Regions from separate parts of the Homo sapiens genome. Here regions 1, 2, 4 and 5 are each linked to region 3. Evidence: read pairs that join two places in POLR2A ChIA-PET (ENCODE). Cell type or tissue: CD4-positive, alpha-beta T cell. All regions are shown on one strand. Region 1 has its middle 6.6 kb from the start of NCK2. Region 2 overlaps LOC105373530 (a long non-coding RNA gene). Region 3 overlaps NCK2 (NCK adaptor protein 2). Region 4 overlaps UXS1 (UDP-glucuronate decarboxylase 1). Region 5 overlaps LOC105373530 (a long non-coding RNA gene).

Region 1 (5,000 bases), 61 kb after region 3:
AAACCAGCATACAAATAACTATAATATAAAACTAAATATGAACAGTACCAAAGAAAATATGTCTAGAGAATCAGGAGAAGCTTTAGGCTTTATGAAAGGTGGTGGCATTGGCAATGACCTTGAGAGATTACATGGTGGGAAGCTGCCTTTAATTTGGCTGCCCCCCTCTCTAGCCCCTTCCTGGTTTTAGAGAAGCCTGTCTGAACCCTGGAGGGAGGCAGAGTAGGCACCTTGGTCCCTCCATTCCCAGAAGCCCTGTGAGAGTGAACAGCCTGGGATTGGCCAATGGAACCCTCCCACTCAAGACTGTGAAACTGGAGAGGGTGAAAAGGACAAGAGAGGGTGAGATTCAATTTGCCATGGCTGAAATAGTCCCAGCACATCCCTCCCACAGGAATTAGCCAGCTCCATTCTCACCCCTTCTGCTCTCCAGTTCCCCTGTGAGCTACTTGATATTCTTCTAGTAAATTCTCCTATTCTGCTTAAGGTACCCAGAGGCACTTCCTCTTTTTGGAACCCAAACCCCTGAATAATGCAAATGGTAGGATTTTGAAAGGTGGAGATAGACAGGGAGAAAATTCCCAGCGGCAGGAGTTCAGAACTCTGAGGCAGACAGGGGGACGTGGGAGGACCCTGTAGGGACAGAGAATGGCCCACTTGCCTAAATGGAGCAGAGGCTGCACAGAGCGGATCGCGAGGCCAAGAAGGAAAGCAGTTAAGTGTGGACATCATCTGGGCTCAGCCCAGGAACACTCATTTGGTGCATGCACGGAAGGACAGCTGGAGACAGGAAGAGCAGACAAAAGTTCGCATTTCCAAGAGAGTTCATAACCCCAACTGGGGTGGAATGAGTAGATGGGAAAGTGTTTTAGGAGAAATGGAAGGGGAGGCTCAAAATGAATTGGCAGCTGCTTGGATGTGGGGGACCAAAGAGAAAGAGAATGGGGCACAAATATAACCTGAGGCTTTGGATGTGGGAAACTGCAAAGACAACGGTGCCGAGATCAGAAACAGAAAAGTGGGGAGGACTGGCTTGTGAGGGATGAACGGTTTTGTTTTTGTACATTTGTTAAATGTAATGAATAGTTATTGCCAACTTACTACATGGAGAGGGCACTGCAGGAGGTACACAAATGAGCAAGCCACAGTTCCTGCCCTCACGTGCCTCTGTGCTAGAAAAGTTGCTATTACTACTATAAATACCCTGCTGGAGTAATGAGCCTATTGCTCTTTAATTGTATCATTCATCTCAGCGTTGATATGAACGCCCTGAGGGCAGGAGCCAAGCCTGGTTTTCCTGTACAGCCCCGACCATTCTCCGGCCTACCCAGTACAGAACAGACACTTTGCAAATCTTTCACGATGGATGGAAATTCCACACTTACGAGTGTGTCAAAGAGGACAGAGAGCATTAGTGAAGAGACTTAAAAAGAGGCCATTAGGAACTCGCTATGAGAATCTCAAAACAGATACCGGTGGACGTATAGATTTTTGCATTTCATTTCACCTACATGAAAACATGGGGAAGAGACGAGTCTTAAGACGGCACGGTGATTTCATACCCAAACTACAAAGTACCTTTTCACTACCTCTTCAGACCCAAGAAGGGGCAGCTTAGAAACACATGAAACCCATCTCTCAGTGACTGGCAGGATTAACTTTTTACAAACCACCACTACAAAGAGTTAAAGTTCATAAACACCCCCCAAAAAAGTGGGCTGTCCTCTATGGATGATCAATACGATTCTCCTGCCTCTCTCTAAGAATTGTGATCTGGACTTCAGGAAGTAACTATGCTTTATCTAATTGTGTAAATAAAGGAAAAACAGATGAAGTAACACTATAAAGTTGAATGTAAGTTAGGGTATCAAAAAAAAAAGGAACGGAAGTGCACTTAAACACCGACCTGTTTTTCAGTATGTGTTTTGTCAAACACTTCCTGTGGTGATCAACGTTACACATCATAACTTTAAAATTTAACAGGTGCTTGAGCCGAAAAATAAAAATGATCACAATTTTACATTGTTTTTGATTGTTAGCAGCAGGGTAGAGTTAGTTTCAGATAGGAACAATTTTAAGAGAGCTCTGTACCTTTAGAAAAGCTAAAATTTTACGCAAATTGCCATTTTGAAATCCACCTTAGGTGAACATCATGGATGAGACATTTATGTTAGCTACAATAACCCTCAATTAATCAGAATGCCTCAGGAAGGAGTTGTTTTGCTAAATTAAATTTTCGTGTTGGTTAAAGATCAACCAGAAATTCCCTTCAGCTGGAACATAAATTGAAATTAAAAATATATGTACGTATATTGTAGGCAGATATCTCACCTTGGAAAGCACAGTACAGTAAATGAAATGAGTCCCTTTTTGATGTGGGGTGCCTCATAATGTCTCTGAGTCATCATTCTGAACATGCATCCTCATTTTATAGTGTTAAGTGTGTAGAAGATTGAGTGGAAGAATCTGTACTAAGTCAGAGCCATGCTCAAATTACTTTTTAAAAAGTTAATAAAATTTGCTTGTTTTCCTGCATTTGCTACCTTTTTCTGAAAGTAAAGTGCTGAGCAGGAGATTGCCATTGAGTGAGGGCTCCAGTTACTTACAGCCTAGTCATTCAGTGCTTACTTGCATGTTTTAAAAGGGAAGACTTCTAGCAGGAGCGGTGGCTCATGCCTGTAATCTCAACACTTTGGGAGGCCGAGGTGGGTGGATCACTTGAGGTCAGGGGTTCAAGACCAGCCTGGCCAACATGGTGAAACCCCATCTTTACTAAAAATACAAAACTTAGCCAGGCATGGTGGCACGTGCCTGTCATCCCAGCCACTCGGGAGGCTGAGGCAGGAGAATCACTTGAATCCAGGAGGTGGCGGAGGTTGCAGTGAGCCGAGGTCCTGCCACTGCATTCCATCCTGGGCGACAAAGTGAGACTTCATCTCAAAAATAAAATTAAAAAAAAAATGAAAGGGAAGACTTCTAAAATATAAAGCAATTCTCAACTAGAGTACTGGTAAGTGGGATGTTGCTTTTTTTAAAATCACAGTCTTCACTAAAGAACAAATAGGTTAATAGGAAGATATGTTTTAGAGACACTGTAACATAATCTCTTTTTCACTCTGCAGTGCACTGGATGGCTTTCTCCTGTGAATTCAATGCAAATCCAGCGGAGAGTAGGCTGCATTGAGGAATAATCCCGTGTAGCTTCCTGTCTGTGGTCTGCATTGCCTTCCCTCCCATCCATGATGCTATAAGCTCTCTTTCCTTGGAGTTCCTCTCATTCTCCGAAACTCTGCCGGGGCGTATAGCCAAAAATGCCTTGTTTTCTAGTAATTTATGTCCATATGATATTTTAAGATCATAAACTGATTCAGGACAAAATTATTATTATTATTATTTTTTTCTTGGAGATGGAGTTTCACTCTGTTGCCCAGGTTGGAGTGCAATGGCATGATCTCGGCTCACTGCAAACTCCACCTCCTGGGTTCAAGTGATTCTCCTGCCTCAGCCTCCTGAGTAGCTGGGACTACAGGCACATGCCACCATGCCCGGCTAATTTTTGTATTTTTGGTAGAGATGGGGTTTCACCATGTTGGCCAGGGTGGTCTCAAACTCCTGACCTCAAGTGATCTGCCCGCCTCGGCCTCCCAAAGTGCTAGGATTATATTATAGGCATGAACCACCAAAATTATTTCTTTGACTTCCCCAGAGTATCTCACTGACACCTCATACAAAGTTGGCAGTTAATGATGATTCTTGAAGGAAAGGCGTGGGATAAAAATATACTATTTACAAATAACATTTTTAAAATGCAAATGGGTTTAGCTACATATCATTGTAAGTTTTTATTATTAACACAATAGTTGTTAATAGCTATCATCTGTTGCATTCTTACCACTGGCCAAGCACACTATCTAATCCTGACAACCCCAGTGAGGGAGGCATGAAGGTCCCCATTTTATAGATAAGGAAACTGAGGTTGAAAAGCTTTAAAAAACCTGTCTAAGGTCACAAAGCAAACAAATGGCTGTGATTTCTTTCTCATGATGTCTCCTACAAATATCTAATATTGATTTACAAAGTATCTGAGAAGTGCAACCATGATCAATAAATTGCACTTATTTTAATATCCTATTAAATCACTTTCATGTTGAGAATTCTTAACAGTTACTGATTTCACCCATTTTACTCTAGTTTTATCAGACACTTCCCATGTCTGCATTGGGCCAGGGGCCTCAGGGCATAGGGAGGTGTTAGAGAGGACTGACACCTTTACCTGCAGGGACTCTGGAGAAGTGACCCCTCCTGAAGGCCAGCACTCAGAGCCACACTGGATGGGGTATTGTTTCCTATGACTGTCGTAGCAAGCCACCACAAAGTTGGGGCCTTAAACATCACAGTTATGATCCTTCAGTTCTGTGAGTCAGAAATTCAACCCAGGTCTCTCTGGGCTAAAATCAAGGTGGCAGTGGGGCTGTGTTACCTTTGGGATGCTCTAGGGGACCATTCATTTCCTTGCCTTTTCCAGCCTCTGGAGGTCACACACACTCCTTCTGCGACGGCCTTTTCCTCCACCTTCAAAGCTAGCAGCGATGCGTCTTTTCTGATCCTGCTTCCATTTCTGAGTCTCTCTCACTGCAGCCCGGAAAGTCACCCTCCCTTTAGGACTTGTGATGGCATCTGGACAATCCAGGGCTGTCTCTCCATCTCAAAGTTTGTAGCCTCTACAAAGTCCCATTGCCATGGAAGGGAACATTCACAGGCTCCGGGGTTGTGGGCAGGGGCATCTTTGAGGGGTCATGATTCTGGAGCATTATTCATGGACAGACTTTAAATCCTTTATGGAGGGCATGGGCAGAACCAGGATGCCACTGAGAAGATGAGAAGGAAAGGGAGAGCTTCTGGCCTCTGGAACCACTGGAAGAGAGAATTTGAGGAGGAAATAAGCCTGCTGTATACAAGAGAATGAGGACACGTCAATCCTCCTGTGAGTGCTTTCTGGA
Region 2 (5,000 bases), 130 kb before region 3:
GGTCCTCTCCCTCTCTAGAAGAAATGGTCCAAGTTACAAGGCAGACACTACTGAAGCTCCAGAGAAGTCTCAGTAGCTTCTAGTTTCTGGCATTTTGGTCACTGGCATTTGGCAAAATGGCCCTTGATTTAACCATAAAAGAGGAATTTGCTGATACTCAACCAGGTGAGACTATTTTTCTCTGCCTAGTTTTGATATTCTGCCCTCCAGACTGCAGAAGAACTTAATTGCCCTCTGATTTATATGATCATAGAAGATCTCAAAATACACACACACACACACACACACACACACACACACACACACACACACACATATATATATATATATATAATGTATGTACTGAGAGTAAGAGAGAGAGCCTTATATCAATGCCTAATTCATTTAACTCTGGGGAACAAATATAATCAATTTCCAACAGACAGCTCTAAGATTTGTGAAGTGTTGGATGAAGGACCTTATTCAATAATCATTTATATTGTTTTATATCCAAGCTTCAAACCTCCAAGAAGGTGGGGGTTCTGGAAGAAAGGCTGCCTTTGGCCAGGCTGCAGGAAGCTGCCAGGAAGCTGGGGCTGAGGCATGGCTGGAAGAGGGCCAGAAAACTCATTTGCTCCACTCCATCTTGCTAACATTGGCTGCTGTTATGTTTCATTATAGCCCCACATCCTGCTCATCTCTGCACCTTTGAGATGCCTCCCACATCCTCGATTCAGGTCACACTGAGGCTTACTGCTTCTGCAACCAGCTTCTATCACCAGCTTCCCACACCTGGCCCACCTTTTGAAAACAAAACAGGTCGGGAGCAGTGGCTCACACCAGTAACCCCAGCATTTTGGGAGGCCAAGGCAGGAGGATCGCTTGAGCCCAGGAGTTGGAGACCAGACTGGGCAATATAGCAAGACCCTCTCTCTACATAAAATTTTAAAAACTAGCTGGGCATGGTGACATGTGCCTATAGTCCCAGCTACTTGGGAAGCCGAGGTAGGAAGATCACTTGAGTCCAGGAGATTGAGGCTGCAGTGAGCCATGATGGCACCACTGCACTCCAGCCTGGGCAAAAGAGGGAGACCCTGTTTCGAAACAAAAACAAAAACACAAAGAGATTTCACCTATAGGAGGTAGGTCTTGACATCTCGGGCATATTCTTCCTCTATGCTCAGCCTTTTGGTTCCATCCTCACTTAACCATCATTTATTACACAGAGCAGCCTCACTGTGTGGCAATGTCTGCTTCTACTGGGTCTGCACATGTAAAGGAAATCAGTGGGCTTAGAATTTAAAAATAAAAAGCTCTGGCCTCATTTGGTTGAATTAATTATGCCTTTTCATTTGTTTGAATCTTCATGACAACTAAAGTCCGCCCCGACTAGTTGTGGACGATGTCTGCCAGCTGCCTACAGAATCCACCCTTTTCCTTTGGAATTCCCTCCTTCTCCTGACGCTGACAATACCCTTGCCCTTCAGAGGACCTGCCTTCCCACTCTCCATTGGACACTGTGGAACTTCTTGGCGTCCAGTCCCAAGGGCACAGCCACCGCAGGACTTCACGTCTGCCTGCCTGAGCAGGGCTGGTGTCTTATGAATGGCAGCTGAGACCCAGTTCAGGCTCACGACCTCATATCACAGGTCAGAAAACAAAAGAACAATTGAGTTCTTATGAAAACTTGCCAGATTTCCATACAAAAGTTTCCTTCTTGAAATCCCTTTTTTTTTTTTTTTTTTACTTTTCATCATAGAAATGAACTCAAAGGAAAATGACTAATCACCGACCTACTCAGAATCATTGGTCCCCGGCAAGCAAGGGTGATCCTGCATCAATCTATTAATTTTCATTTCCAGGGTTCTCAGATGTAAAACAAATGTTTGATGTAATCCGCAACACTGCTCTGTTATAATTAAACAACCTCCTACTGCCTAAATTGGCAAAGCACTCCATCGATCAGTGATAAATGTGGTCCTTGGGAGACTGCTTTTATGTTTGTTTCACTCATGGGAAAATGGCCACAACCCTTTTGTAAGATTCCTCGGCTGCTGCTCTCCCCAGGTTACAATCATAGTAACTGCTGCTTCTGGGATGCCTCGCTGTAATCCTCATGTTCAATGATGGCTCAATGGATATGTGCTTGAAGGAGAGTGAGTGATGGGGAGTCTACAGTTATGAATAAAATATATTCAAGTCAATAAACCCTTCCTGGGTTCCTTTGCCTCACCATTTTATGCACAATTTATGAAGCACCCTACACATACCAGGAGCTATTTGCAATGTTTAAGATGTGGGAGCCCCCATAATTCTAAATATGTCATGTATCATCTACTTTCCTCTTTGCAAAGTGGAGGGGTTGGATTCCTGCCAGGCCTGATAATATAGATCTGCTGTTCACACATAGCATATAGGAGGCCCTGATGACTTCCTACTCATCGCTTCCCTCATTGTCCAATTGTTGGGGCCATTGGGCTGCTGTATTCAGGCCAGCCCTTGCCCTAGATCCTAGGATCCAGCCAGACTTGAGGCAAGGAGACACACTGCTGTCAGTGTTCCATCACCCCTATGGTTAGGCCTCACTGGCTCTGCCACAGTTCAGACACCAAGGCTCCTGCCTTAGTTTTCTAAGAGATGTTCCCTACATTGCACCTGAATTCATCCAGTTCATTTTCACAGAATATACTTGACCTAGTTTAAGCAGAAAGGGATGTATCACAGGCTACTAAATGGCTTATGAAATCCTTGGAAAAGCTGAATAAATAGACCTTAGGGGGAGCCCCTAGAGCTACTCTCAAAGCTATCTAGCAGAACCTGGCCACATTTCCAACCAGGAAGCTGCCTGCAGAATCAGCAAACAGCCCCCACATCCGCTGGCTTCAGAACCACCCACCTCTGCTCTCCCCACACAAGTGAGCAGACATCTCAGCCCTGCCTTTCTGGCCACCTGACTGCTTGCAAATTAAATCTCTCCCATTTGCACCAGGAAGAGGGCCCTAGATGATGTCTAGAACTTTAGTTTCTGATGACTCTAAGGAATGAGATTTTTCACCTGCTCAGCCTCTGCAGTCTGGGAAAAACCAGAAGTGTGTTGGAAGTGACACTGAATGATCTGGCCCTCAGATTTGTCAGTTTCCCAAGCAGCAACTTGGCCCTTGCATATATTGATTTTTAAATTTCTGTAGTTTGCTCAATCACCCAGGGCTCTGGGAGCCCATTTCTATTGGCTGGAAACCCACTGGGAACCAGCTACCTGCTGACAAATTCCAATCCTATTACTATTTTGTATTGAATATTTACTCTGCACAGTTCCTAATTTTCTGCGAAATGCCTTTTCTCTTTACCACCCTTTGACACAGTTACTGCTCTGTAAACTGAAACACCACTTCTTATGGCCGCAGTTGTTTGTGCTACGAATAAGTAACTCCCTAAGCTCAGCCCATCAGATTTTCTCTCGAATCTGTGGGCTGGAAATCAAGATGGTTGAGAACAGCTCTTCTCCTAGTGGCGGAAGTGGTAAAAATAATCTCAGTGTGGGTGTGGTGGCTCACACCTGTAATCTCAGCACTTTGGGAGGCTGAGGTAGGGGGACCACTTTAGGCCTGGAGTTTGAGACCAGCCTGGGCAACACAGCAAGAACCCATCTCTACAAATAAAAAATTTGTTGGGCATGGTGGCATGTGCCTGTGGTCCCAGGTACTTGAGAGGATGAGGCAGGTGGATTGCTTGAGTCCAGGAGTTCAAGGCTACAGTGAGCTGTGATCACACCACTGCACTCCAGTCTGGGCAACAGAGTGAGATGCTGTTTCTAAAAAAAATAAAATAAAATATGTACAATTTTTTAAAAAGAATCTCAGGAGCTCTCAGGCGTAGATCTCTCAGGCGTCCAGCTCTCAGGATGCCTGGTCCTGTAAGGGCCTCCAAGAGTGGCTGGAGAGCGGGGCGTGATGCCTCTTGGGCCACCTTGCAAAGAGCTCACAAGTTCTGCCAGTGAAGATAGAACCATCTATCATGAGAGTAAAGAATCAGTGGATGAGAAGATGGAAATAAAGCCATGAATTGGAGAGGGTGTCCCAAGGCCATTTCCATCTCTGGTTTCAGCTTCTCCTGCATCCTTGCCGCATTCTAGTTTCAGGGCTCCATGAGGTATCTCCATGTCCTTGTTATGTTCCCATTTCTCTTATTTTGCTTTAGTTTGAGTTGGCCTCCTCTCACATGAAACAGGGAGTCCACAATACCATTGACCCTTGAACTACACGAGTTTGAATAGCATGGGTCCACTTATATATGGATTTTCTTTTACCTCTGCCACCCCTGAGACAGCAAGACCTATCCCTCCTTCCTCTTTCCCTCAGTGTACTCAACATGAAGATGATGAGGATGAAGACCTTCGTGATGATGCACTTCTATTTAAGGAATAGTAACTATATTTTCACTTTCTTATAATTTTCTTAATAACATTTTCTATTCTCCAGCTTACTTTATTGTAAGAATATAGTACATAATACATATAACATACAAAATATGGGTAATGCACTGTTTATGTTATTGGTAAAGTGTACAGAGCACCTGTGACATAAGTAAGTCCATCTTAGAAAAAGACTCCATCTTACATTTCAAAAGGCATCATGACAACAGGACCAGATGTTCCCCTAATCAATAGAGACAGCACCTGACTGTCTCTATGGCCAGAGCATAGCCAGACACACTCTTTATTATCAATCAGTCCTCGCCAGAGGACTCAAGGGCTACAAAACAGCAGGAGTCCACCAGCTGGACACCGCTGTTTTATGAAATACCATCCTGCTATCACTCGTGATCAGCATCTGGCATCTGTCACTGAGGGCTCTGTCCAAATCGAGGGCTCTCCCTTACAAGACGCTGCTGTGCACCTAGATCTGCCCAGGACCCTCTCCTTGTCCATGTCACTGTCCTTGGACTGATTAATTAACCGCTTTCCTATCCCCTTTTCTCTTGATGTTAAATGTTGCTCTGTTTGATGTGGAATGTTTAATCTA
Region 3 (5,000 bases):
AAAAAAAAAAAGAAAAAAGCACATCCCTCAACCACGTGCTGGTGCACACGATGACATGGGGAAGGGGGGAGGCAAGCCGAGTGAGCTGGTCAACAGACGTAAGGGCTGGGGCTGGGGGATCCCTACAATGACGTCCAACAAGGGGGCAAATGATCACAGTCCTGTCCCCAAGGAGATGACAGCCCGGCAGGCCTCTAGCCAGTGAGCAGGGTTGGAGGGGAGGTCCCAGGGTAAGGAGGCATATTAACACCACAGATTTATGGGACACTCACCTAAGAGGGTCCAACCTCACCAGACACCCTGCAGACATCAAGCCACACTGCATCAAAGAGAACAAATGCTGACGGGCTCAGCACGCCCAGCTTTCACCTCCATTCAGTAACCTGTTTAAGTATCTCTTCCCTGCTTCTGCTTTTTTCTGCGTTTAGAAAATTAGAACATTTGCCTGTCTCCAATCTTCTGACACTTCTCCTCTCCTTCAAGACCCCTCAAAGAATACTAAAGGGGCTTCTGCCAACCACCTGGACAGGCATGTAATCCCATGGAACCTCGAGCTTGGATTGAAAAGCAGCAAGGTGCTCTCCCACTCACTTTTTCCCATGTTGAGCTTCAATTCCTTCTTCACGACATTTGTTCTGAAGCCTCTACTTTCAAGATTCTTCTTTTTAACAAACAAAACAAAACACAGACGTTCATGACAGTTGATCAACTGTGCTCCTGCAACTGGTCCCATCAGAAACCAAGCACCAAACCCACTCTCTCGGTCCATTTATCTCAAACAGACCAAAAACAGGATGAATGTTTCTTGTTCTTAGGCCTTAGTAGAACTTTGAGACTAACCCCATGTCAGCTGGGTTTCCGCCTTCTATGGGCTAATCACACACACATATGCCACTCTTACGTAATCCTGAATTGTATTCTATTTTCCTTGGCCTCCAGCACTCAAGTTTAAAGCTCAGGAACTGTGCACCTCAGAATTTCATGCTCTAAAGAGGAAAGGAAACAGATGAATGCTAATGGCAATCATTTACCAACCCTATCCTGGGTACCACAGACCAGACTAGGCCCTCTTTATGCACTATCTCAATCAATCTTTACAACAAGACAACACCTCATTACCCCGTTCACAGCAGAGAATTAGGTGGCGTGCACAGGGAGGACAGAGAACAAGGTGTGCAGTTGGAACCGGAGCCTGGGGACTCAGGATCCCTTCCTTGGTGTTCACCCTGGGCATGTGGCCCCCGTGCCGGAGACCAGGGAGAGCCAGACTATACGGTGCAGCCAGGCTACATGGCTGCACTGACCCTCTCTTCTCACAAAGTAAGGGCTCAGGAGGAAAACTGTCATGGTCTCTGTCAAATGCTGGTGCAAAGACACATCTAATGATACCACATGAACAAAGATGGTGTTTCCAAATGACAGATTTCCTTATTACCAGAAGCTACGCTGACCAAAGGAAACTCTTGGGAGGGATTCTTACAAACTTTGCAAAATGTAGTGTTTGAGTGTTTCTCTCACTGTTAAAAAAAAAAGTTATGTCATTAATGATTTTCAATCAAATTCCCTGATCCTGTCTCCATAGCCAAGAACATAGTGGCAAGATGGCGGAGGGGAAGGCCAGGTAAGGACCAATGGCTTCTTGAAATGGATCTATCTTAACCACTTTTAGGCTTGAGGTAGAGGGAAGCATCCCTCCATGCCAAAACAACCCAGTGACCTCTGGGCTGCTATTGTACCATTTATGTAAACATGGTAATTAGCTTTTTATAGGCTTTCATATAGTGGTATTCCGTTTTGTTTTTCTGCTTTAAAATAGGAAGTTTTCAAATAACTCATCAGCTCGTGTTTGGTGTGGCAGATAGACAGACTAACGAAACACTAGGAAGCAGGAACATGGGAAACAGACCCAGAGGCCTCTGGGAATTCAGTGTATGATAAAGGCACTATCTCAAGTCAAGTCCCCAGGGAAGAGACAGCCTTCTCAATAAATGGCCATGGGGTACTCTGGTTGGCCATCTGAAAGAAAGCTGGAGCCACATCTCACGCCCACAACAGGATAAATTCCAAAGGTATCCAAGATTTACAATGAAAAAGTAAAAGTATAGAAGGACATATGGAAAACACCCTTTATAACCCTGAAGGAAGAACTTTTTTTTTTTAAACCTAGGACTCAAATTCCAGAAACCATAAAAGAGGGATGAATTCAACTACATAAACATAAAAAATTTTCTTACATGATAAAATATACCACAGATAGATTCCAAAGACAAATAAAAAGCTAGGAGAAAACATTTGCAACTTAGGACACGAAGGACAGACAGGACACAGCGAGAGCTTCTTAAATAAACTTGACACAAGAAAAGACCAACACACCAAGAAAACCGTGGGCCAAGGAAAACCAGGTAAGAAAATATAAGGCCTTCAAACTGATGAAAAGGGACATCTGAACTTCACTAAAATGATACTAAGATATCACCTCTCACCTTTCAGACCACTGGAGATCAGAAAGTGTGATGACAACAACCTGGTATAACTTCCTGATTTTCAAAACTGTGCTGTGGTTAAGATGTTAACATCTGAGGAAGCTCGGTGAACAACTCAGAAAAATAAGGTAAGAACATTTTGTATTAATTTCCCTAAATGTATTTATCTATGAAGAACCACAGCTACTGCTTTGCTGCCTGGTTCATCTGCTTCAAAATAGACACCCACAGTTTATTTTCATTCTGTTGAGATTCACCGTCCACATAAACTTAATCACCAGCAACCTCAGTGGGTTCACCACAGGCTTCCCCCATCAAAGTAATGCATACATTTTGTCTTTACTCCAAGCTTACATGTATCTTTGGGGAACTTCACTATTCATATCTGATTATATGAATCAGATATGGAAGATGAAAACAATTTTAACCCTTATTTCTTCTCTCTAAACCAGACCCCAAACTGGTTCACTGTTTAAAGTGTACAATTCAGTGCTTTTTCTCATTGTTAAAAGCTAGACTTGTGGACAGATCTCTTCATTTTATAAAAAGAAAAAAGGAGAACACTGAAAGAAGAAAAAAAAATGACTCAGCTAACCCAGTTTCAAGAATATTCTGGATGTACAAACAAGAGGCCACAGTGAGGCTATCCGGGCTCCCAGGATAGGAGGGAGGCTTCCCTTGAAGTATGGTTTTGGCTAACTTATTTCTTACCTACACGTTACTCTTTCAAATACATTTTTTCAACAAAATCATCATATCAGAAGAAAACAAACATTACAACAAGCGAACATTAGCTCCTACTCCTTTCATAGAATATTAAATCCTAAAGATACTTATGTTCAAAAACACATCTTCTGGAAGTAGGGGATGATTTAATATTGAGTCTAAAATAGATGGATCAAAACCATAAATTAATAAAAATGTGGTTATAATTTTCTTCTCCTAGGAAATGAACCAAATTAGATCACTATAGCTAGTCAGCCCACAGTCAAACCTGACTTGGGACGATTAAACACTTAAAGATCTGCTGTTAGTGCCGGTAGCTTAAAAAAAGTTGCGAAGCCATAAATTAACAAGCAGAGTCCACACCAAATTGCTGAAAGGGTTTTTTTTCTGTGCCAAATTTACAAACTGGTTTTCTAGAAGCATCTTGTTTCTACAGGAGGACAAAAGCTGACAGGAGGCCACAACATCAGGTGTTTTGTTTTAACTGATCATGGTTACGAAAGACTTTGCATCAGCTCACTAAGCCTAAACAGGGAGGCTCCACACAGTCGCTGCAAATCCAGCCACTTCCTGCCTCACTGTTACCATACTCATCTCCAAAAGGCCACACAGGGACTCCAACCAGACCAGGCTCCACGCTCCATTCCAGCCATCCTGACCCTAAGACGCTGTCAAGAGAGCAGCCTCCCTCACATGGGTGCAGAGAATTTAAGAACCTCCCTTCTGCTAGCCCGCACAGCCTGGCAGCCTGCTGCTTGGCCATACTGGTTTTTTCCCCCTTAGAAAGACCTGGATACCATTTCTGCCCTTGCATTGCACAATATGGAACCGCATGGCTGGCAGTCTCTTCCGGTCCTAGAACTGTGAGTTCAACACACACCACCCAGAAATAGCACAAATTGGTTATTTCCTGTGCAGAAAAGAAAAATCAGCCAAGGCTTCAGAATCCCATTTTAAAGGTTCCCCTTAAAACACTAGTATAGGAGCTGAAATAGGGGTGTCCTTTCTAAGATCCTGAATTTGGCCAGACAGAAAGGATTAGAAATCAATGTCAACTTTTTTCTTGTGGGTGGGGGAGATGCTGAAAGAAAAGATGGTGGTACAAACTGTGAGTCAAAGGCCTAAAAAGGATAATAAATTTTTATGTCTTAGAGACATAAAGTTAAAATAAAAAAGGGACTGTGATGACTAAATCCATTTCTGCAAGACTATGCTTGTAACCATCATCACAGCAAACACTCACCCCAGCTAGGGGTACTGAACCAACCACAGATAAGTGCTGACACTTACAAGTAACATGCTTAATAAAATTTATTTTATCAAGACAACTCCTGAGAGGGCAGACTAACCTGTGAACTGTCACCACTAATGTCTATAAGTGTTCTAATTATATATATTTCCTTTCCATGGAATCAAATGTATACTGCATTTACCTGCGTCAAAGAGAAATGCTTAGTTATTTTTCCAATTCATTTAATTTATCTGATAGAGGTATGAGAAAGTACAAGGGAAAAAAAAGAAAGGGAATAAACATGATGCCGAGAGCTTCTGGAATAACACTAAACTACGGGATACTCTTCCTTGCCAAATGCAAAAGGAAGAAAAGCACCATCTCCAGCCTTCCAGCTCCCAGGCTCAGTCCAGACGCTGCCGATCTGAACACCTGCGTTCTGTGCCACACACTCATGTCCCCAGGCCCTCTCTGCAACCGGTGCCAATAATACCCCATGTGCTCCCTGCTCCAATGCCCCCATTCATCCATATTTACATACATGACCCTTAAAACAGCAA
Region 4 (5,000 bases), 360 kb before region 3:
AGAAATTTTAGAAAGAAAAATGACAGCATTTATTAAAGTTGATGTGATTTTTTCCCCTTATTGGGATGAGTTTGGACGATGTGTGTCAGCATTGAATGAGCCTTTTATCAAGTCCAGAACAAAAATGAAAAAATGAAGAGCAGTTTTCCTTTGATTTTCATTAAATGATCGAAGGGAAATACGACTGGAGAAGAGTCATTAAACAAAATGTGTCATTCACTTGATTCTTATCCTCAACTGAGCAGTCAAGCAAACTGTTAATTTCAGCACTTATCAGAACAAAAGTTGTCAGTAATTTTTAACAGATTCCTTAGTAATATAAGGTTGTTACTTGTGCTTTAAATTTTTTTTGCCATGATTCTGTGCTTTAGTTATGCAGCTTGTAATATTTCCTTGGATGGGAGCCAGAAAATCTGCCTTTGATAAGACAGCAGAATTGAGAGATCTTAATTGAAGCTTTTTTTTTCTTTTTAGAAAAATTGGAACAATAAGAAATAACCCACCACACATTTTCTATATTGGTCTAAAAACTTGTCCACCAGTGATTATTTTCTTTAGACAATAGAATTTATTTATGAAAAGAAAAATGTCTCAATTCGATAACTTCCCTAAGGCAATAGCTTACAAACAAGAGCTCTCAACATGTGAGAATTATGCAATCTCTTTGATACTTTTGTGATATCTTTGAGTGTGTGCTTTTAAACTGGATGGAGAAGCACAAATAAGAATTCAATCCTAAGAATTTACTAATAATTTATTCTTGTCAACCTGTGAAACCGCCTTGAAAATAGTGGCAAAGGGCAAACATTTGCCTCTCGGGCTGCTTGCAGGTGACTCATTCTGGAATGGTTCCGTCCTTCAGGTTGGTCAGCAAGTCAGGTGATCCGCGTGCCTGCATTACTGTGTCAGAAGGTCAAGCGTAGGCCTGGCTAAAAAAGCGTGACGGTGGAAATTGATGGAACTCCGTCTAGCTTACTTTTCCTGACTCAGTGTGTGATAAAGATGATCAAACAACCATCTTGACACTGACAAGATAAGAATGTAACTGGAAATAGGTTTACTTGACGTGCTTGTCACTTTGAGCAAAGTGGCCCCCAAGAACTAAAGATATTTTTGGAAGTTACAGGTTATATTTGTACAGGGAAAGAAAGAAGACAGTGTCATTCTAGAATCCTGAGTAAATGGATTGTATGTGGGCTTTTTCTCTTTTACCACACTCCCATTGCTTAATACTTTGATTATATGCCATTTGTTTAATTTTAACTCTGTATCTTTAAATGTTCTTTGAATAGATGGCAAATGATAATTTAAATTCTAAGTAAGAATACTGCTTACTGGCTAAACAGTAAGTTTAATCTGGAATGGCATAAAATATTAATGATTAGTAAAGGACTAATTTGGGGTTGTAAGGAAAGATTTGTTACCTCATTCTGCCTCTGCTTGCTGGTTTCTCTCTCGCTTAGGAATGCAGGCCTCATGCCTCTGCTGCATTTTGCTGCTTAACCCCCAGTGCCTAGTGTAGAACGGAGCTTAATGGAAAGTTCCTGAATAAGTGGATGAGCCAGTACACTGGGTAGGATTTTCACCTGCTACAGGTCTTTAAGAAGCCTTGTGGGCCAGGCACGGTGTAATACCAGCACTTTGGGAAGCCTCGGCAGGCTGATGGCTTGAGCCCAGGAGTTCGAGCCCAGCCTGGGCAACATAATGAAACCTCATCTCTACAAGAAATACAAGGCTGCAGTGAGCTGTGATTATGCCGCTACACTCCATCTGGGGTGACAGAGTGTAAGACCTTGTCTCAAAAAAGGAAAAAAAAAAAAGGCCTTGTGCTCCTGCCCAGCCCTGAGTCAGTCCAGCAGGTGCTTGGGAGCACCCAGGCAGCTGGCTCAGCATGTGGCCCAGCCAACGGCACCCACATGGTCACTGCACTCTATCAGTCACTGTGCTCTGTCACCCATTACTGCAAGGAGGAAAACAGGATGACATGCATACTGAGGAGGACCCCACAGGCACTCTCCCCTTCCTGTTTTTCAGCTTTGTATGTGTGGCTTCTCGAAGAAGTGAGGAGTATAAGATAGTTTTTTAAAAGTTTAATTACTTGAGCGTATACATATGAAATCTAAAACTTGGCTGCTACATATTGAAGAAGAACAAAGCAAGAAACTCAACCTATTTTTCGTTTTTTAAATTAAAGGTTTCAGCACGCTGCATTTGAAGTATTTTTTAGTCCATCTTATGCCCGTCACTGCGTATGTCGGGCAACCATGCCTTTGCTTCAGTTCAATTTCTTTGAAGTACATTTCCTGTAATAAAACGGTTTGGCCGTTTCCTCTTGGTATAAGTAGCACACCACATTTCATTTTAAGCTTTCAGATAGGGACTATTCTAAGCTGACAGCTTGGATTAACATTTGTTTCCATGGCCCCGGATGCACACTCCACAGTCCTGCGCCTCCGCTCCTCACTGAATTGGTTTTCTCCCTGCACCGCGTTTTCCCATATGTAGCTATATTCCCATTCCCGAGCGGTCTTGACTCTAAAATCATATACACGGTAGAGAAGGAGCCCTGAAGGTGAGTGAGGGGAAGTCATGAGTCAGAGACGGCTCCAGCGTTTTCACGACAGACAGTTCGGAGGAGCCACGGTGCTTATGAGCAGTCGTGGGAAGGAAAGAGTCTCAGCTGTGCCACGGCACTGGGTGTGCCACTTGGGGACTGAGGCTGAAGACATGGATATCGTGAGCTCAGAGAAATGAGGACAATTGGAGCGGTGTGAGAGGTGCACACAAATAACTCTGAGATTTACAGTGCCGTCCCCTAGCTGAGTTGGTGAGGGAAGAAGAGGCGGAATGACAAGAAGTGTTACTTGGCAAACAAGACATCTGTGCCGCTCCCGCCAGTCTAACAGCATCGCTCCTGACTGAAGGCAGAACTTGCTCCTGCTCCCCAGCTGCATGGATGACTTTCCTGAGGCACTTCCTATGGGCGGCAAGTACTAAAGACGGTCGGTGAGCTCACAAGGGGGAGCCCCAGGGTTCCCACCCTTGCCCTCAGACTCTCCCATCTGATTTTGTAGTCTGCAAGGGGAACTTGAGCTTTTGAGACCCTGGAAGTTCTTAATGGGGGAATTCGTCTGCATTGTAATAGAAAGCCCTTTCACTCCAATTTAAGCACGCTCAGGGCTTTCTGGAGATGAGAAACCCCTGCTTCAGGGGCTTCTGTCTAATGACCCTTCATATTCCCTTCAGTTCAGCGACCATTAAGGAAGTGCATTCTGTATCCTAGTGCTGTGTCTGTGCTGGGGACAGGGCAGGGATGGAGACGGTGCCACCTGGCACAACACCTTTCCAATTAGTATAATGACCATAAAGCTGATGTCTCAGATTTTATTTAAAGCACTTTTGTTCCTAACTGAATAACTTTTAAAATGAATATTTCAGTTCTGTGTTTATTACCTCTCACTGGACGTTTTATATTCAGATCACACTGCCCTGCTCCTGGGACATCAGTGTGGGCTGGGGACCAGTGGCACCTTAGGGCAGCAAGAGGGTATCAAAAGATAAGTGAGACTTAGGGTCAGAGCAGATCCACAGAGACAGAAGATGCTGATGCTCAGTCGTTTTACCAGGGACGCTGGTCAGGAAGAGGATGCCGTGATTGTGAAAATTCCTGGAGCAGGAGACAAAGTTTCATTAATATCTCTTCTCGCTCTTGTGGAGCGGTCCTCATGCGTTGGGCCTGTGACTTCACGAAGCTGCTTTCTTCCACCTGGACCCTGATACAGTACCCAGAGAATGCCATGATTATAGCCCGGTGGGCTCTTCTTGCCGACTGCCCTGAGAAAACCAAGGCACTGAGAACAACAGGTGTTACAGCGAAGAGAGAGTTTAATCACAGGGCCAGCCACGTGTGAGAATGGGCGAGGTTTCTCAAATCTGCCTCCCTGAGAACTCGGCGGCTTGAGTTTTTAAGGGTAGTTTGGTGGGTGGGGGCCTGGGGAGCTGAAACGATTGGCTGGGTGTGAAATCATGGGGGTGTCTAAACTGTCTTCAGGCAGCTGAATCAATTCATGGAAGCCAAGTCTGAGGACCGGGTGACATCTCTTAGTCTGTCTGCCAAAATGCTAAATCTGAAAGATACCTCAAATACCGTTTCCTTAGGATTCACAATAGTGATGTTATCTGTAGAAGTTGTTGGAGAAGTTACAAATCTTGCGACCTCTGTTTGAGTGACCCTGGGGCAGGAAGCAACATATAGAAAAGCCAGCTAAGCTAAGCAGTTGGCAGGTCATTGTTTATGCTTATTCTTTAGCAAAGTTCAGACCCTACCATAACTCTAACCTCGGCTTAGGAATGTGGCTTCAATCTCGAAACAAGGAGGGGGGTCAGTTTTCCTTGCCTCATCGTTTAACTATAAATTCCTCTCCTAGTTATATTGGCCTCTGCACTAAAATAAGCAAAAACAATAAAAACAAAAATTGAGCCTGTGAGGTTAGATGGAGCCAGTCATATTAGATTTCTCTCATTATTACAATTCTGCAAAGGCAGTTTCACGGCCATCTCCCTCATGGTGTGGTTTTATCTGGACTAATAGAGGTAGTGCCTGCCCTGCTTTAGCAGCTGCTGGAAGCCGGTAGCTCCTTGCGCTTTTGCTTCTCAGAGATAGAATCTCAAGTCACGTCTTTAGCTTGATTCTAAACAAGGAGCAGGTTATATAGCTCTTGACCTCAAGTTAACTAGTGACTCCTTGGTTTCTCCAGCACTCATTCAAGAGTGGAGAGAAGAGCAAACAATAACAGTCCCAAAACCTGGCACATGCTTTGATGGTAGACAGAGAAAATATTCAAATGAGATGTTTGACTTTTTCCTTTTGAATCTCTTTATATTATACAGCTTTACCCAGAAATACCCACCAGTAAAGTTTTTATCAGAAAAGGATCGGAAAAGAATTTTGGTAAGTTTGCACACCTGAATAGTATTTGTAATATTAAGAAACTTTCTTT
Region 5 (5,000 bases), 140 kb before region 3:
TCTGTGCAAGTGTGTAAAAATGTGTTTATGAGTTAGTGTGTATGTGTTGAGTAGAGGTGTGTGTATATGTGTATGTGTGTTGGGTAGGGGTGTGTGCAGTAGGTGTCTGAGTGTATGGATGTATGTGTGTTGGTAGGGGTGTGAGTGTATGTGTGCTGGGTAGCGGTGTGTGTGTGTTGGGTAGGGGTGTGTGTATGGATGTGTGTTTGTGTTGGGTAGGGGTGTGTGTATGGATGTGTGTTTGTGTTGGGTAGGGGTGTGGGTGTGTGTGTGTTGGGTAGGGGTGTGGGTGTATGTGTGTGTGGTGAGTAGGAGTGTTTGTGTGTGAGTGTGTGTGTGTGTTGGGTAGGGGTGTGTGTATGGATGTTTGTTGGGTAGAGCTGGATTTATGTGGATATGTGTGTGTGTTGGGCAGGTGTGTGAGCGTATGAATGTGTGCATGCTGGGTAGGGGTGTGAGTGTATGGATGTGTGTGTTGAGTAGGGCTCTGTGTAGATGTATGCATGTTGGGTAGGTGTATATGTGGATGTGTGTGTGTTAGGTAGGGCTCTGTGTAGATGTGAGTGTGTGTTGGGTAGGTGTGTGAGTGTGTGGATGTGTGTGTGGTAGGTAAGGCTGTGCTTATGTGGATGTGTGTTGGGTAGGGGTGTGTGTGTACGGATGTATGTGTTTTGGGTGGCGGTGTGTGTGTGGATGTTTGTGTGTTGGGTAGGGCTGTGTTTATGTGGCCGTGTGTTGGGTAGGGGTGTGTGTGTATGGATGTGTGTGTGGTGGGTAGGGCTGTGTTTATGTGGGTGTGTGTTGGGTAGGGACATGTGTGTATGGGTGTTTGTGTGTTGGGTAGGAGTATGTATGGATGTATGTGTGTTAGGTAGGGGTGTGAGTGTGTGGATGTTTGTGTGTTGGGTAGGGCTGTGTTTATGTGGCTATGTGTTGGGTAGGGATGTGTGTGTATGGGTGTTTGTGTGTTGGGTAGGGCTGTGTTTATGTGGATGTGTGTTGGGTAGCGGTATATGTGTGTGGATGTTTGTGTTGGGTAGGGCTGTGCTTATGTGGATGTGTGTTGGGTAGGGGTGTGTGTTTATGGATGTTTGTGTGTTGGGTAGGGGTGTGAGTGTGTGGATGTTTATGTGTTGGGTAGGGCTGTGTTTATGTGGATGTGTGTTGGGTAGGGGTGTGTGTGTGTGGATGTGTGTGTGTAGTGGGTAGGAGTTTGTGTGTGTATGTGTGGTGGGTAGGAGTGTGTTTGTGACATATGTGTGAGTGTGTGTGCTGAGTGGAGCGTCCGAACAGAACACTTACAAGGAGCATGTGCATGATTACATCTGGAAGTGAATATTCAGAATGAAACCTCCCTTTCCATTCTTTGGTAGCTGAACTTCCCAAGAAAGGTATCCTGTAATAGAGCCCCTCAACTCTGAATATCCAGCTTTCTAATCAGCAAGAAAAATAAAATCCTGTCGTCTGCCTGGGGTCACAGGGATTTACTTTGCAAGTAGACACACACTCCTTTCCCCAGTCAACTAAAGATTTGAGGTGGCAAGGATAACAGGGTTGGGTTTCTCTACCTTGACTCTCTGGGATCTCACTGGGCATGTAGTGAGGTGGGAAAAGGTATGAAACCCACTTCAGGAGACCAGAAACTGGCAGTCGCACTACAGATGGAGTCCTCAGGGCAGACAGGGGAAGCTTTAGAAGTTATTTTGACAGGCTTGACGAATGCAAATTATATTAAGAGCTTAGCTATATGATAGGTTGGTCAGGGAGGGAGAATTTTTTGTTTTTTCAAGTACAAGGAACTCTAAGCTCAGAGGAACAGATGTGTAACTAAGAGTTACACTTAACCCATTTAGCAGTCATTTCCTGAGCACTTGTAAAGTGATTTGCTTTTAGGTTAGAAAGATGCTGTGTATTGATCTCAGGAAGAAAATCGGACTCAGGCTAGGTTCTAAGTTTATTCAGATAACTAAGAGATCCAGGGGCATTTTAAAACATCATGGTTGGCATGCTAATTACTTAAACAACTTTCTAATTGTCCTATTGTTTTTGAGCAGCCTTTCTAGCTTTTAACATTTCTTATCCAGCTGTATTATATTTAAAATGTTTTAAAGGTATTCTGTCTTTTCTCATAGTCTTAAAAGACTTCTTTGTTATTTCAAATGGAGTTTGGCAGAAAGATTTGTTTCCCTCTAGGCTGATTTCATTTATCTAAAGTTGGCCGAGAAAATCGTCCCCTTGCTGAAAGCACGCCTTCAACGGGTTAACCCTGAGGTTGACTTTTCAGTCATAAGGTTGCAGATTCTCCTTTGATCTCACTGCAAGCAGCAATTTTACCCAGCTTGGCAAGTCACAGGCCTGGGCGTCAGGAGGTCCAGAGCTCAGCTGCAATTTCTCTGCTAAGGATCCCTAGCAGACATGCCCTTGGGAGCCTTTCCTTAGTGCCAATGTTTCCGTGCTCTGTGTGGCAGGCAACAGGCAAGGCGACAGCCCTAGATTCATTTAGTTCAGCTGTGAAACTTCCAGAGTGCCCAAGTGATATAGGAGTTAATAAGAAAGTACTTAAGCAGATAGTGAGGGTACAGAAGTCCTCAGTAAGGTTTTCCTTTTAGTGAAAAGCAGCCCCCAAATCATTTTATTTTCTAACAAATAGCAGCCTGTAAAATCGAGCTGCAGACATAGACAAGCAAGCTAGAAGCTTGCATGGGTGAATGCTGGCAGTTGGGCCAATAGAAAAAGGCTACCTGTGCCTAGGCATGATCAAAATGGTGGCTCTACCTTCTCTTCTCTTTTCCAGCCATGTGTATAGTAAGGAGCAGACAAGATGGCACTGTCCAAGTGGCAGTTCCACTTACATAATAAGATTAGGGTGGGGCAACCAGCCTTCCCTCCCCAGGTAAACGTCACACCTGGTCAAACCAATCTGGGGGCCTTATGTAAATCAGACACCGCCTCCTCAAGCCTGCAGTCCACTGTGGGCTGGCTTTTCCCTTTCAGATACCTCTTTCTCACAAGAGAGAGCTGCTCTCTCTCTCTCCTTTCTTCTGCCTATTAAATGTTCTGCTCCTTAACCCACCCACATGTGTTCGTATCCTTAATCTTCTTGGCGTGAGACAACAAACCCCTGGTATTTACCCCAGACAATGATGCTGCTTCACAAACAGCACCTAGTGGAGTTCTTAGATCTTGCAATACCACCTTCTGACCCTGACACCTTTGGTTTTCTTAATGGAAAAGACCAGCTCCAGAAGTGGGGGCCCCAGGAGGTGAGACCCAGTAGCCTGATGATGATTTCTGTGCGGGGACATTAATGACTTTGTTGGATGAGCTGAAAATTTCTGAAATTTATCCAGGGGTCCCTACTTTCCCCTTAACTCCTGATTATGGATCTATCATTCGTGAGTTCATCTAGAGTTGTAAAACCGAAAGGGATCTAGGAGCACATCCAACTGGTCATATCGCTTATTGAAGACACGAAAGCTGTGGCCACCCAGAGGCAAAGACGCTGCCCCTTTTCTCTTTTCTGGCCCCTTACTGGTCTCAGGGTCTGCACCCAACCTGGAGTTACCAGCACTTTTCCACAACTTGAAACTGTCATCTCTTTGTGCTTCTGCCTCTTTGACCTGTTGGAATAAGAAAGCCTTGAGTTGTTCTACCAGCTTCTTAGAGTGTTAACTGTCTTGCCCAAAGCTGTGTTGCTGGAGGATCAAGAGCTTCTCCCTTTAGAATTCCCAGACTGGAGGGGCAGACATGATTGCCGGCCACCTCCATTGCAGAGAGTAAGCTTTACAAGGGAGGTTCTGGAGTCTGGGTGCTCCAGCTATTGTATCCTGAGTACCAAGCACATCACTTGGCACAAGGCGGTCTTTCAATTAGTGCAGTCTTCTAGAGTAAGGAACAAATGAAGTCCAATCACTCCCATTGGCATTCCTTCTCAGGAATATTTCCTAATCTTCTCAGAATGTCTCCAAGTCCAGGGAAGAAGAATGGTTGTTTTGTTGCCACCAAGTAAATCTGTCTGTCCTTTCTGCTCATTGTGCTGACCTCTGTCTCCAAAGAGAGAATAGGGCACCACTGGAAGCACAGAATTCAGTGCACTGGATCCACTCACGCTGAGTCCTGCCAAGGCTAATGCCTCAAGTCTTCCTTATTTCCCTTTGAGCAGGTCATTGTGTGTGGCCAATCCTTCCTTGTTCTTCTGCAGCTTTTGCACCCACGTGACCCTGGCCCCAGTGAAATGGGTCTTCTGGAGCTGTCTTGTACTGACTGCCCTGCGTGTGAGCAGGATCAGGCCTCCAAAACACATAATCTTGTTCTTGCAGCTTTGTTATTTTTTTTAAGGGTTGGTGAACTTGGCTTTGCTTTTCAGTGTCATTCCCATGGAACTTCAGAGAACAGAAGCTTTTTAAAGCACACACTTCCTGGCCAGGCGTGGTGGCTCACGCCTCTAATCCCAGCACTTTGGGAGGCTGAGGCGGTCGGATCACAAGGTCAGGAGATTGAGACCATCCTGGCTAACACGGTGAAACCCTGTCTCTACTAAAAATAGAAAAAAATTAGCCGGGCGTGGTGGTGGGCACCTGTAATCCCAGCTACTCAGGAGGCTGAGGCAGGAGAATGGCATAAACCTGGGAGGTGGAGCTTGCAGTGAGCTGAGATGGCACCACTGCACTCCAGCCTGGGCGACAGAGCGAGACTCCGTCTCAAAAGAAAAAACACATACTTCCTTTGGTGACATCAGTAGGTTGCCTAGGTCCATGAGGACAGCAGCCACCACTGGGGGGGACATCTGCCACCACCCGGAGCCCAACTCAAGCCCAATGGGCAATGGGAAGGAGGTGGGCAGAACCAGATGCTGGCCAGGTTGGCCATGTGGCCTTTTCCTTTTTCCTCTTTCAGAAGGAGAAAAACCAAGGTCCACTTTTTTTGCCACATACTCATGGGACAGAGGGGGTTTTTTCCTTTGGGAAGAAGTCTAAACAATGAAGTGGGGCGTGGGGCCA

The links. ChIA-PET counts read pairs that join two places held together with the same protein. Peaks named below come from ENCODE experiments on the same cell type or tissue, not always from the same donor. Only the 100,000 strongest peaks of a DNase experiment are listed, where the experiment ranks them.
Region 1: POLR2A ChIA-PET joins it to region 3 with 10 read pairs; 10 of 35 experiments call an interaction of 5 or more read pairs at or near these places.
Region 2: POLR2A ChIA-PET joins it to region 3 with 25 read pairs; 7 of 35 experiments call an interaction of 5 or more read pairs at or near these places.
Region 4: POLR2A ChIA-PET joins it to region 3 with 13 read pairs; 2 of 35 experiments call an interaction of 5 or more read pairs at or near these places.
Region 5: POLR2A ChIA-PET joins it to region 3 with 14 read pairs; 7 of 35 experiments call an interaction of 5 or more read pairs at or near these places.

Annotation. Positions count from the first base shown.
Region 1 is chr2:105,735,838-105,740,837 of GRCh38, reverse strand. No RefSeq gene overlaps it. Among named protein-coding and RNA genes, the nearest start is that of NCK2, 6.6 kb to the left of the region's middle. In CD4-positive, alpha-beta T cell, no CTCF peak of the experiment used is centred here; DNase peaks (open chromatin) are centred at 1,187, 1,927 and 2,367; H3K4me3 peaks cover 1,449 bases; H3K27ac peaks cover 2,981 bases.
Region 2 is chr2:105,925,343-105,930,342 of GRCh38, reverse strand. LOC105373530 (a long non-coding RNA gene) reads left to right here. Exons shown (of 3, transcript XR_923142.3): 2 at 1-165; 3 at 1,359-2,255. Among named protein-coding and RNA genes, the nearest start is that of ECRG4, 140 kb to the left of the region's middle. In CD4-positive, alpha-beta T cell, no CTCF peak of the experiment used is centred here; DNase peaks (open chromatin) are centred at 632, 2,852 and 3,472; H3K27ac peaks cover 2,931 bases.
Region 3 is chr2:105,796,430-105,801,429 of GRCh38, reverse strand. All of the region lies in intron 1 of NCK2 (NCK adaptor protein 2), which reads right to left. Among named protein-coding and RNA genes, the nearest start is that of NCK2, 54 kb to the right of the region's middle. RefSeq lists an enhancer at 340-509 and silencers at 700-759, 780-869. In CD4-positive, alpha-beta T cell, no CTCF peak of the experiment used is centred here; DNase peaks (open chromatin) are centred at 859, 2,649, 3,719, 4,029 and 2 weaker places; H3K4me3 peaks cover 2,500 bases; H3K27ac peaks cover 5,000 bases.
Region 4 is chr2:106,158,009-106,163,008 of GRCh38, reverse strand. It overlaps UXS1 (UDP-glucuronate decarboxylase 1), which reads left to right. Exons shown (of 15, transcript NM_001253875.2): 5 at 4,891-4,951. Among named protein-coding and RNA genes, the nearest start is that of UXS1, 34 kb to the left of the region's middle. RefSeq lists enhancers at 1,672-1,761, 1,772-1,831. In CD4-positive, alpha-beta T cell, no CTCF peak of the experiment used is centred here; DNase peaks (open chromatin) are centred at 1,928, 2,298, 2,628, 2,998 and 2 weaker places; H3K4me3 peaks cover 3,436 bases; H3K27ac peaks cover 4,628 bases.
Region 5 is chr2:105,932,024-105,937,023 of GRCh38, reverse strand. All of the region lies in intron 1 of LOC105373530 (a long non-coding RNA gene), which reads left to right. Among named protein-coding and RNA genes, the nearest start is that of ECRG4, 130 kb to the left of the region's middle. In CD4-positive, alpha-beta T cell, no CTCF peak of the experiment used is centred here; DNase peaks (open chromatin) are centred at 1,743 and 2,303; H3K4me3 peaks cover 1,241 bases; H3K27ac peaks cover 3,438 bases.